Linked DNA regions of Mus musculus: region 2 is linked to region 1. A link is a loop called in an ENCODE intact Hi-C map of the cell type or tissue named here. Cell type or tissue: left cerebral cortex. All regions are shown on one strand. Links, peaks and the distances in the headings refer to the core of each region. The heading gives the core; the rest is flanking DNA.

Region 1 (5,384 bases), core at 183-5,182:
GCAAGAACCGTGTTAACCAAGACATGTAGGAGGCCAAGAAAAATTTAAAAGGTTTAGGGAAACACTGTGTCCTTTCTCTTACACCTTATTCCTCTTACACGGGAGTTAAGTTTGATTCACAAACTGATTTAATGTGTTCCCAAAAGGAAACTAGCTAAACCAAGCAAACAAGCAAACAAAACCAAACAGTTGAGTGTGGCATGATTGTGCTTACAATCCATTACTTAGGATGCTAGACTACATACAGGGGAAGATCCTGTGTCAAAATGCAAACATACCAACTAGGAAGGGAAAAAGACAAGGAGAAAGGAATGTTCTCTCAAAAGTGAGTAAGCAGGACAGGAGAGAAGTCTCCTTGTATATAAAGATATTCAGATCATACCTGACTGCTTTGCTGTGCCCTCTGAGCTGGATAAACCCTGGAGTGTTTCCATTTACTTCTGAAAAGCATAGCAGAAGCATCAGAGACCTAGTCAGGGACAAGGTCTTCTTTAGTCTCACTAAAATGAGAAAAAATCTCTAATTTTCCCAATTCATGTTGTCCATGCTTTGGGTCACTAGTGAGCCTCCTTTAGGTTTTATGGTAACAATTCCCATAGCACATATGAATGTGGAATGGTTTTCAGATGATTGTTTATGCCTATAGACTAGAAATGTGCTGATCAGTTTTATCCTAAGCATGCCTGTACTTCTAGAGGCACAATTGTCAAAGCATGCATGAAAATATAGACCAAAAGAGGAATCGAGTTATAACTGGAGATCATCGTTAGATAGCCAAGACATTACATTGCACTTCTCCTTTAATGGTCTTTAAAAAGAAAAATAAAACTGACAAATCCCCTTCCATTAAACTTGCAGTTTCCCCAACTTGGTTTATGTAACCTGGCAACCTAGAACTGATGAATTTATATTAGTATCAAGCTGTATTTCAGATACACTGAGGTCAGCTTTCCTTGTAGCAATGGAGCAATGCCATTCTAGGTGTCAAATCATTGCCCCTCTTTCAAAAAGACACTCATTTTCCCTGTTCTCTGACCAGGTTTGTAGTGAGCAGGTCTCCATTGTAGACCCTGGGGAACCACGGCAGAATAACATGCCTTCCCTAGCTTTTGTAACAAGTCACTTATAAGTTTAAAAAATGAACAGAAATATTTTGGTGCCTACAGTATTGTTGTGCTGATGTTACTTTTTCTTTCCAGCTTCTATGAATTAGATAAAGAAAACAAAAACAGACCATCTTTGTCTGTATAGGCACTGCTTAGGGAAGAGCAGGAACTCATGGCTATGGCTACTCCTGCTTACTGTTCTCTTGTTGCCCCAAAGACAACAGTGCATTCTATTTTCTCCTTTTATCTGGTTGGAGATACTTAAAAACCAAAAGATACTGTTACTTTGAAATTGAAGCAGATATTCTGTCTAGACACATTGAATGGGAACCCCTTAAACATAAATTAACACCTGGTTTTTCTTTCTCTTGGGTTTCACTGGTATCTGAATCAATACGCTGTGCTGTTTCCTGGGATGTGCAAAATCAAACAGACCTTCTGATCCCATCTCATCCCGTCTGAACTGCAAACTATTTTGAGTATCGTTCTTGTTCATTTCCTTCCACCCATGTCTACTTAGGGAAGCAGCAGCCGTCTACAGCAATGCATCCTCCTGGACAATGCATTGTAATCTCAATCTTCTCTCTCTCTCTCTCTCTCTCTCTCTCTCTCTCTCTCTCTCTCTCTCTCTCTCTCTCTCTCTCTTTCTCTCTCTCTCTCTAATTCTGTTTCACATAGTCATTTCTCATGTTCTGTTGGAAACCCCCAAAAAATTCATTCCACACTATCATCCCTTTGTCCTAACCAGAACAACTCGATCGTGTCGAAGAAGGCATGAACCATATCAACCAAGACATGAAGGAGGCCGAGAAAAATTTAAAAGATTTAGGCAAATGCTGTGGCCTTTTCATATGTCCTTGTAACAAGTAGGTACTGGGTACCAGCTCTAATCTGTGGCGTCCAGTTTTCTTCCTTTCTTTCTTTTTCTTTCTTCCTTCCTTCCTTTTTTTTTTTGTTTTTCTTTTTTAATGTCAAAGTGAATGTCTGAAGTTTTGTCTTTTTTTTCTTTGTCCTTTTCCATCTGCTTCATTCTGTGGGGATAAAATACTTGTGTTTAATCAGAACAACTGGAACGCATTGAGGAAGGGATGGACCAAATCAATAAGGACATGAAAGAAGCAGAAAAGAATTTGACGGACCTAGGAAAATTCTGCGGGCTTTGTGTGTGTCCCTGTAACAAGTAGGTGCTGCCTGCCTGCCTGAAGCTTTGGTTTTCCCAAGGCTCATCTCCAAGCCTTGACTAGCTCATTCCTGCAGGCTCATAGGCAGGATGAGCATGTGGCATGCAGAACAGATCAATACCGTCTCCAATGCATTCATCTCATAGCATAGACAATATTAGTGAGAGTTACTGTTGATGCATTAAAAATCAGGCATACTCCAGTGAAAGCCTCACTGTCAGCAATTTTTATTGATTAACGTTTCAACATTTTCCAGTAAGTGTACTTTGAGACAGCGGCACTCAGGGCATGTTATTTTCCTCCATCTCAAGAACAAAATTGGAGATTTAGAAAAGATTTTGGATAAGTGTGGGGGATTTGAAACACATGTATCAAGGTTTGATTTTTTTTTTCAGAAGTAAAAAATCATGAGCTAATTTCACCCAAGTAAGCCTCTGCAAGTCAGAGAGTATGGCAGATACCCTCTTGCCTGCCAATCAGCTCCTGCATTTGATCATGAGATGCTACAGCCTCACCCAATGCAGGCATCCTCTTCAGTCAGAGATGCTAGTGTCTGTCTCCAATTTGACGCACGCCCTCCAACTCTTCCTCTTGGAAGATCTACCCGTACACTGGCTGAAATGTTGAAATGTGTAGATTTTGCATGCACGACATCACAAAACATTTTAACTGTTCTCAAGGTTCGCAATGCTTTTTTCGGAATGTAGCAGAAATGTGACATGTGGTTATAAAATTTTGCAACAGAAAGAACCCAAAACGCAGGGGTTCTAGAAGATAGTCTCATTTGGCTAGCAGTAGGGGGGAAATGCATGAGTGGATTGCCCAACATGCATTTGGAAAATTAAAGTTACCTGATCTCCCTCACCCCTCCCCCTTTCCCTCTTACAAAGAAACCTTTTACCCAAAAGCTCTCCTGATCCTAGCTTTTAGACTAGAAATTGATGTGATTTTTTTAGCAGATTATATGACCATTCGCACCCTTTAAACTTTGAGGCTGATTTGAAATATCCCACTTCCTGTTTAGGAGGGGGAGGGGCTCATCTTACCAATAAATAAAAAGCATGCTTAAAAAAAAAAAGTTGTGAAGTAAAGCCTGACTAACTGGAATCTAGCTGGAACCCACATCTGCCTCCTTTCTGGTTTTAGCCAAAGGGGGTGGGTGAGGCTAACAGGAAGCAGTCGCTCAGATTTGAAATGCTTTGTTGCCTAGGACATTTCAGTGTCTCAGATAGTCTCTATTCTATTCTATAATAATTACATAAGAATAAATAAATAAATAAATGATAACTTAGAGTTAATTTTAAAAGGTCATCAGACACATCATCTTTATAAGCTGTTACTGTGAAAAGATTTGATGGTGCCCATCCCTAAGGACTTCTGAGCTGAAAATTAGCTCAAGAATTTGAGAAAGATGTTTACCAATTACCTTTAAAGCAAATTTCCCCCCAGAACCTCCTAATCACTACCAAAGGTATAGAAATCTCCAAAATATTTTATTGTCAAACATTCCAGTTAGTCAAGATTTGAAAATATGCCCTTTTTAGAGCCAATTTACCCCACATTTGGAGTGAATTCTACCAGATACATCCCCTTAATCCTTCATCAATTGTGTGAGAAGAGTGGAGGTAGGGCTCTTTGAGGTGGATCATTGGGTTCTGAAGAAACATGACCCCCTAAATCCATATATAAGTGGTCCCTAATTCCTTCATTCGAAAGAGACCCTAATTGAGCTTCAAAGCTTGAGTGAAGTGTCCCCTAATGTGTGTAAACAATGCTTTAAAAACCATGTGTCACAACGCAGTGGCTGGTGGTGCCCTGGACTCTCTGGGGGCTTTGCCCTGTCTCGGCATGTTTCAAAGGACTATGATAGCTGTTCGGCCGTGATGTGAGTCTGTGCAGCGTTGTGGGTGCAGTGGTTTGCCTTCTCTTTGGAAACGCATATTTCCCTTCCCTTTGACTTTGCCAAAGATGGAATGCCAGACATTTTACATAGCAGAAAACATCACAAAGTCCAAACAAACAGCTTCTTGGAACCAAAAAGAGAGGGAATGGGGAGGAGGGATGAAGAGGCAAACTCTTAATTATGAAAACTTGTTTGATGACCTTGTATTGAATGGGCCCATGGCCCTTTGGTACAGTAAGTTGTGACTTCTCAAAGGGCTAATAGTAAATTGTGGAAGCTGCTGAAATTCCATTGGTGCATTTCCCAGTTTGTCACCATGGTTTCTTGGTCCTCAGACTGCAAGGATTAAAGCCAGTTTAAGAGATGGCTTTGAAACACAGAAAAAGTGGGGGAAAGTAGTATATAATCTTGTTGTCTTAGAATAAAAACTGCGAAATGAGACCGAAGGATGTATGTTGTTCTTGGACTCAATAGCATGTGGTTTCTACTATGCAAAGAACCTAGAAACATCTTTGATTGCCTTAAATTACAACACACCCACCAAAATATGCTCTATATGTTTCTATTGGGCACAACAGGTATGCCTGGATTTTAAGTTTTGTTCCAAGGCAGGTCAGTGAAATGTAGCCCATGGAGACCACACTAGTTCCAAACCACTCTCCCTTGTGATAACCCAGAATAGTTTAAAGTAGGAATCTGTTTGCACACTACCCTGCCCTTTGGCCCAACCAAGAAGCTACTGAACTGCGTTTCAAATCCTCACGAAGGCTATTACTGTCCTGCTAGTGCCTATTTCGAGAATGGTCAACTTCTGGAGTAGTTTGGCTTAAATGAGAATGCTTCACTTTCTACTCATGCCTGTAGCTGGTGCATGAAGAAGACACAGGGTGGGGTGGGGTGGGGTTCCTCTTTGGTGCTAGATGGCTTGTTCTCTCTTCTATTTTCCTGCATTCATTTCACAATGCTTCTTTTACTTTTTGTCTCTGTGGACAAAGGTTTGTACATCAACCCTGGATGTATGGTGACTGTTTGGAAGTACCGATATATTATCAATTTCAAACCACTCTAGAAGCAACCCAAAGACCATCACCCTTGGCCAACCACCAATCCTTTGTGTCTTTCATGAAACATTGAAATGTAGTACACACATGCATTGAGGGAAAGATATTAAGCAAAGATCACTGCATGATGGTG
Region 2 (5,384 bases), core at 317-5,316, 110 kb after region 1:
GCTTCCCAGGATGGCTACGAATGTAGCACACCATGTTTGTAGATGGCAATGTGGTATTGCTATGCCCAAAGACTGGATACTGTATACAATTCAAATTAATTTCTCAGAAAAACTTCCTATTAAGAACTTTCAGGTTTCTTATAAAGCGCAGAAATGACAGATGGTACACTATATTCCAAGTTTACTGTAGCAGCCGTTAAATTAGCTTACTTGAGCCTTTGCCCTGTCTCTGCCCTCCTATGGTCCTGGGATTGGTGCTCATATGTACCAAGCATATGTTTTACCTTTGAGCTATATTGCCAGGCCCTCCTTCTGTCCCTTTTGGTCTCGTTATTTATATCATTGTGGAAATTATAGAAAAATATGAAAAACCAAAACAAACAACCCAGACCTCACCCTGCAGACCCTTTGCATGACTGCTTCATCCCTGCTGAAGGCCTTGGAATCCACCTACCTTCAGCTCCTCCCAGGCGGTGTCATTTCTGCTGCAGAGAAGCAAGGTGCAGACAGTGGCCTCATTAGGAAGAAGATGAAAAAAATGTTTGGAGCCAAATCTTGCAGAGCACACATCTTTCACACTTCCATAAGTAGTAGAAACTATTGGGTTTAGAGAACCAATAGGCGTTGCTCCTATATTTGTAAAGTATAAAAAATATAAACTGTGTAAGCAAAGATGAGACCCTTAAAACAATATCAACAAACCAACAAACATTAATTCCTAGCTAGTATAAGGGACTCCACCAAGCTTATTAAAAATATGAAATATAGGATAAAAATGCATCTTCTTAGATCTCTGAAATTTACATTCTTCTATTTAAATATTATTTCTTCTCCTCCTCCTCTTCTTTTTGGCATGGCATTTTGCTATGTAGTCCTGTCTGGCCTGGAATTCACCATGTAGACCAAGATGAACATGCAATTATCCTCTTGTTTCAGCCTTTTGAATGCTGAAATTACAAATGTACATGTGGCCATCTTTGCTTGTTTGGGCTATTTTTGTTTATGGATTTTGTCATAGTTACTTTTCCATTGCTGTAAAAAAATCCTCCATCAAAAGCAAGTTAAGGGGGAAAGGGTTATTCTGGAGCACAGCTCCTGACAGAAGAGACGCTACAGAAGCAGGAGCTCAAAGCAGCCATTCCTGGAGTCAGGACAGCAAGACGCATGCGTGCATGCTAGTGCTCAGCTTACCTTCTCTGCTTTATACTGTCTCAGAACTCCTGCCAGGATTTAATGCTATTCACAGTGGGGTCAGGACTTTCCAGGTCAACAAAATTAGGCAGATTGGTATTGTTTATTCATTTAATTGTATGTGTATGTATGTGTTTGTGTGTGTTGCTAGGAATTAAACCCAGCCATGCCAATGTTAGGCAGATGCTCTGCCACTAAGCTACATGCCTAGTCTTACCTATCTGAACATCTGTTAAAAGCTATTTTGAATGTTCAGGAAAAGGCACATGAAAAAAAAATGAACATATTTTTAGGAAGTCCAGGATCCCCCTGTTTAAAAAAAAAAAAGAACCACATTAAGGACCTCATTACTTTTGAAAAAGGGTCAGAAAAGTCCTTTTTAAAAGAAGTCATTTGGCTCTCTTTAAGTCACTAACTCCCTTTTGCCTATGAGTTTTTCTTTTAATGTAAATAGGTATGCAAGTGCAAAAATAAAGAATATAACACTTAATTCACTATACTGTTCTTGATTCTTACATAGATCACAAATTAAAATATAAATAAAGGTGATTTCAATATTTGCAAAACCTCTAGAGGTAGTTAAGTTATATAAGGAATCTACATGGACTTCCGTAAGAAATAACACTTAACATTTGAATATCAAAACTATAACTTGTAGCAATTCACTTTTTTGGAGTGCAGATTTGTTTTGCCGAGAGTTAGTCCAGGCTGTCCTTGAACTTGTTATGTAGATGAGGACCGAGGATCTTGATAATCCTGTCTCTTCCTCACAAGTGCTGGAATTAGGTATGTGCTATCATGCCCAGATACCAGAAAATTTTAGGAATTGGAATTTTCATTTTGTGTTCTAGGTATCTGAGTTAAGTAACAATTTTGGACTAGTGTAGAAAACCAGTGCCTGCTTCCCATAGCACTGGTGCTACTGGAAAACATCCCACACCTTAATTTACAAATCCAGAATAGCCAATGTACTGGGTGAAGTAAGCTGCAAACAGTTAAACTAATGCAAATTAGTAGATAATTTAGATCATAAAAAATGAATTCCAAGTAACTATTTGCATGTTCTTAGTAACTTTCATTTTGGTGGTCACTAGGTTGACAATATCCAATGTTTGGCATACATGGTTTTTAGTGAACTTTAATTCAGTAGGTTGTAACTCACAAGGCAGGTGTGATAGCTTGTGGTCAGAACTTTATGACTAGCCCCAAAACACAGGTGGACCTTGCTCAGCAAAAGGCAACCACTGCAATCAAAATGAACGTAACTGATAATTTGAGCTTGTCAGTGCAGTTATGGGTACATTGATTTGAGAGGTGACTCATATGAGAAATTCAACTTATTTTTGTCCTAACCATGTATGTGTGCTTTGCCTGCTGAGTTTGTGATTGTTACTCACCAACTAATTTTAAAGGTCTGAGGGCCAGGCCTATTAGCATCCGTGTCAGTAAAGAGTGCCCTTTGATCTTAAGAACTCAGCTATAGATATTCTTGGTAAATGTCCAGCATAGATATATTTCTTGGAGTTATAATAAAAGTGGAGAAAATGAAGCATTCCAGCCAGAAAAACCATGTCCTGAATGTTAGAGGATTTAAAAGCTTTGTAAATTTAAGACCTTATACTTATGTTAGACCTTTCAACTGCCTATACAATATCTGAGGGTTAGATCACAACAGACTACACCTGAGGTTGGGAATGGCCACCGCCGTTCTAGTTTTTAGTAACTGGGCAATGGGATCTTTTCTAGAAACAACAGACATGCTTACAGATGATATAAATGCTGTAAAGTTGGTGGCTTCTAAAAATGTTCAAGGTATTAACAGTAACACAAACTAAACCTCTCTGCTCAGAAAGAGTGATGCATTAACTTTAATGGGCAAAAGCCAGGAGAGCCTTTTACCTGTCACTTTGCTTAGAGATTCCATCAGAGTCACCCCAACTCTGTCGATGGCCATAACGTGGCGCTCACTGAAGAACTGTTTCAAAGATGGGTGGATTACTTTTTGGCACAGGACAAGGTCTACATGATCAGTGACTAGTCGCCTTCCTAGATTAAGCAACTGCTCTAAAACTGCATTCTCAAGGGACACTTGGTAATGGGCCACCACCACTCCTTCTCCAGCATTAGAAAAATCTCCAGATAAAGATGTACAGAAGAGTGCCACCCTAAGGCCACTTGCCTTTTGAGTGGGTAATAACCTCCTTAATTGAACTTCTGATGCTTCAATGAGTAGTCCAGGTAATACAGTAGAATCTGTAACTCTTTGGCCCTTTAAGGGAACAATTATACTCTTCCCTAAAACCATTCGTTCTTCTGTACTTTCTGGAATTGTAAGTAAAAAAGCTTTCAAAATCAAAGCACCTATGTGATCTGTTTCCTTTCTGGTGAGCATACAGGCTGGTTTGCTTGTTAAGATACTGTGTACCAAGCTGAGGAAGGTATGTGTACTTCTGAAGTCAACTGGGATTCGACAACTACAGGCTTCAGACTTGAGATAACTGGTACAGAGACTCAAGAGGTATTTATTTAATTTAATAGCAGTTGCGGGTGTCAAATCTAGTCTTTGAATATTTTCAATCAAGTTGCAGCACAGAATGGCTGTGAATAAGCCGCAGTCACTGAAGCAGGACACGTGATTCTGCACGGATGACGTTAGGATCTTTAATACGGGATGGGTGACTGAAAGGTTTCGAAGCAGGGCTGAGGACTGTGAGGTTGTGTACACACAACCTCCCAATCCATTGTGTAGCTGCTTCAGCCTCCCTGAAGGGCCATAGCATGAGGCTATGACTCCTTTCAAGACAGAAAGTGTGGACCTGACTTTCTCACTTGTCAATGGTTCAGTTTTACACAACGATGGCTTCTTAGCTTCTAACCGAGACATCCTGCTTCAGGTGTAACTTGTGAAGGCAGCTTTAGTTTGTTCATATGGCTTTCATTTTATTGCACTGTCATGTGTTTGAACATTAAAGACTGGTCTCCAGGTATGAGTCTGCACATGCAGCATTACCAGCTACAAAATCAAGTGGTTTCAGACAATAACCAGCATAGATTAATTTAATGACATTAATAATCCAAAGTCTTTATTTTGCTTCATTCTTCAATATTCTTTTGTCTGCCTCTGGCCTCAGACCTCACAGACTCTTTTGCAACTCTCTGTATAAAGTATGTTCCAAGATGGACGCCTATGAAAGTCACCCCAGCCACAAGAAGCCAGTTCTTTCTAATCCAACTGGGGTTTTTCATTTCTTCTTTTATTATCAAGTTCAGATTCAAAGTTGCTTCTTTCTATAAGAAATTAAAAAAATTTAGAATAATTCCATAATACTTTATAGGTAGCAAATTTAGTAATTTTAATACTCTGCTCAATTTTAAGAAAGAGAATGTTAACTGTCACAAGCCTACTGGAAGTGAGAAAGGGAACCCAATGGACTTAATACTCCTTTGCTTCTAGAAGACAAATGGCACATTAGAAAACTGAGGCTTTTTCACCCTTACTGACTAGTGTTCACAGTAGTAGAAGGTACTCTGCACACTACCCTAAGAGAAAGAAACATCAACCCAGCTACGAACCCTTTGACCTCCAACAGTGACCTGTCTGCACTATTGCTGGTGCACTAGTGGTACAACCATGTGAGTAAGCAAACACTACGTGATTGGATTTTTAGGTCCATTTCATGAAACAGAACCCATGCCTGACACTGCCAAAGTGGTCAATAACCTGAAAATAGATACTTAACCTAGAGGAAACCCCAGTTATTCTGTTAAGAGATCATGGCAATAAAATGACTCCTATTATAGATTAGAATCTTGTTCAGCCGTCATCAGAGAAGCTTCTTCCTGTAGTAGATAAGGACTCAGAGTCTCACAAGAGGAAAATGTGCAGAGAATGAGAGACCTTGAAACACTCAATCCTAAATGGGAAATCTTCATCAAACCACAGGAACCACGTGGAAGGGGAGGTATAAAGAGTATAAAAGCTAGAGGTGATGGATGACTCCCAAGAAAACCATCTTCCAGACATAGTAGTATGGCACACACATAAACTCACAGCAACTGTGGCAGTTTGCCCAGCGCCTGTACAGGTCCAAAACAAAACGGTTTCCAGTGCTGAAAATTTCTTTATTTGGTGTAATTAAAAAAAAAAAATCATTGTTTAGCTTTGAAACTACGCTTGAATAGGAATGTATAAA

The links. Hi-C counts contacts between places; a loop is a spot of excess contacts. Peaks named below come from ENCODE experiments on the same cell type or tissue, not always from the same donor. Only the 100,000 strongest peaks of a DNase experiment are listed, where the experiment ranks them.
Region 2: it touches region 1 in a loop (2.8-fold over the local background); 4 of 42 quality-filtered maps call a loop at or near these places.

The regions. Positions count from the first base shown.
Region 1 is chr2:136,767,889-136,773,272 of GRCm38, forward strand. It overlaps Snap25 (synaptosomal-associated protein 25), which reads left to right. Exons shown (of 8, transcript NM_011428.3): 5 at 2,169-2,286. Among named protein-coding and RNA genes, the nearest start is that of Gm39943, 34 kb to the right of the region's middle. In left cerebral cortex, for the core only: no CTCF peak of the experiment used is centred there; a DNase peak (open chromatin) is centred at 2,926; H3K27ac peaks cover 487 bases.
Region 2 is chr2:136,877,161-136,882,544 of GRCm38, forward strand. It overlaps Mkks (McKusick-Kaufman syndrome), which reads right to left. Exons shown (of 6, transcript NM_021527.2): 3 at 3,091-4,479; 4 at 455-630. The coding sequence starts at 4,075. Among named protein-coding and RNA genes, the nearest start is that of Mkks, 12 kb to the right of the region's middle. In left cerebral cortex, for the core only: no CTCF peak of the experiment used is centred there; a DNase peak (open chromatin) is centred at 3,151.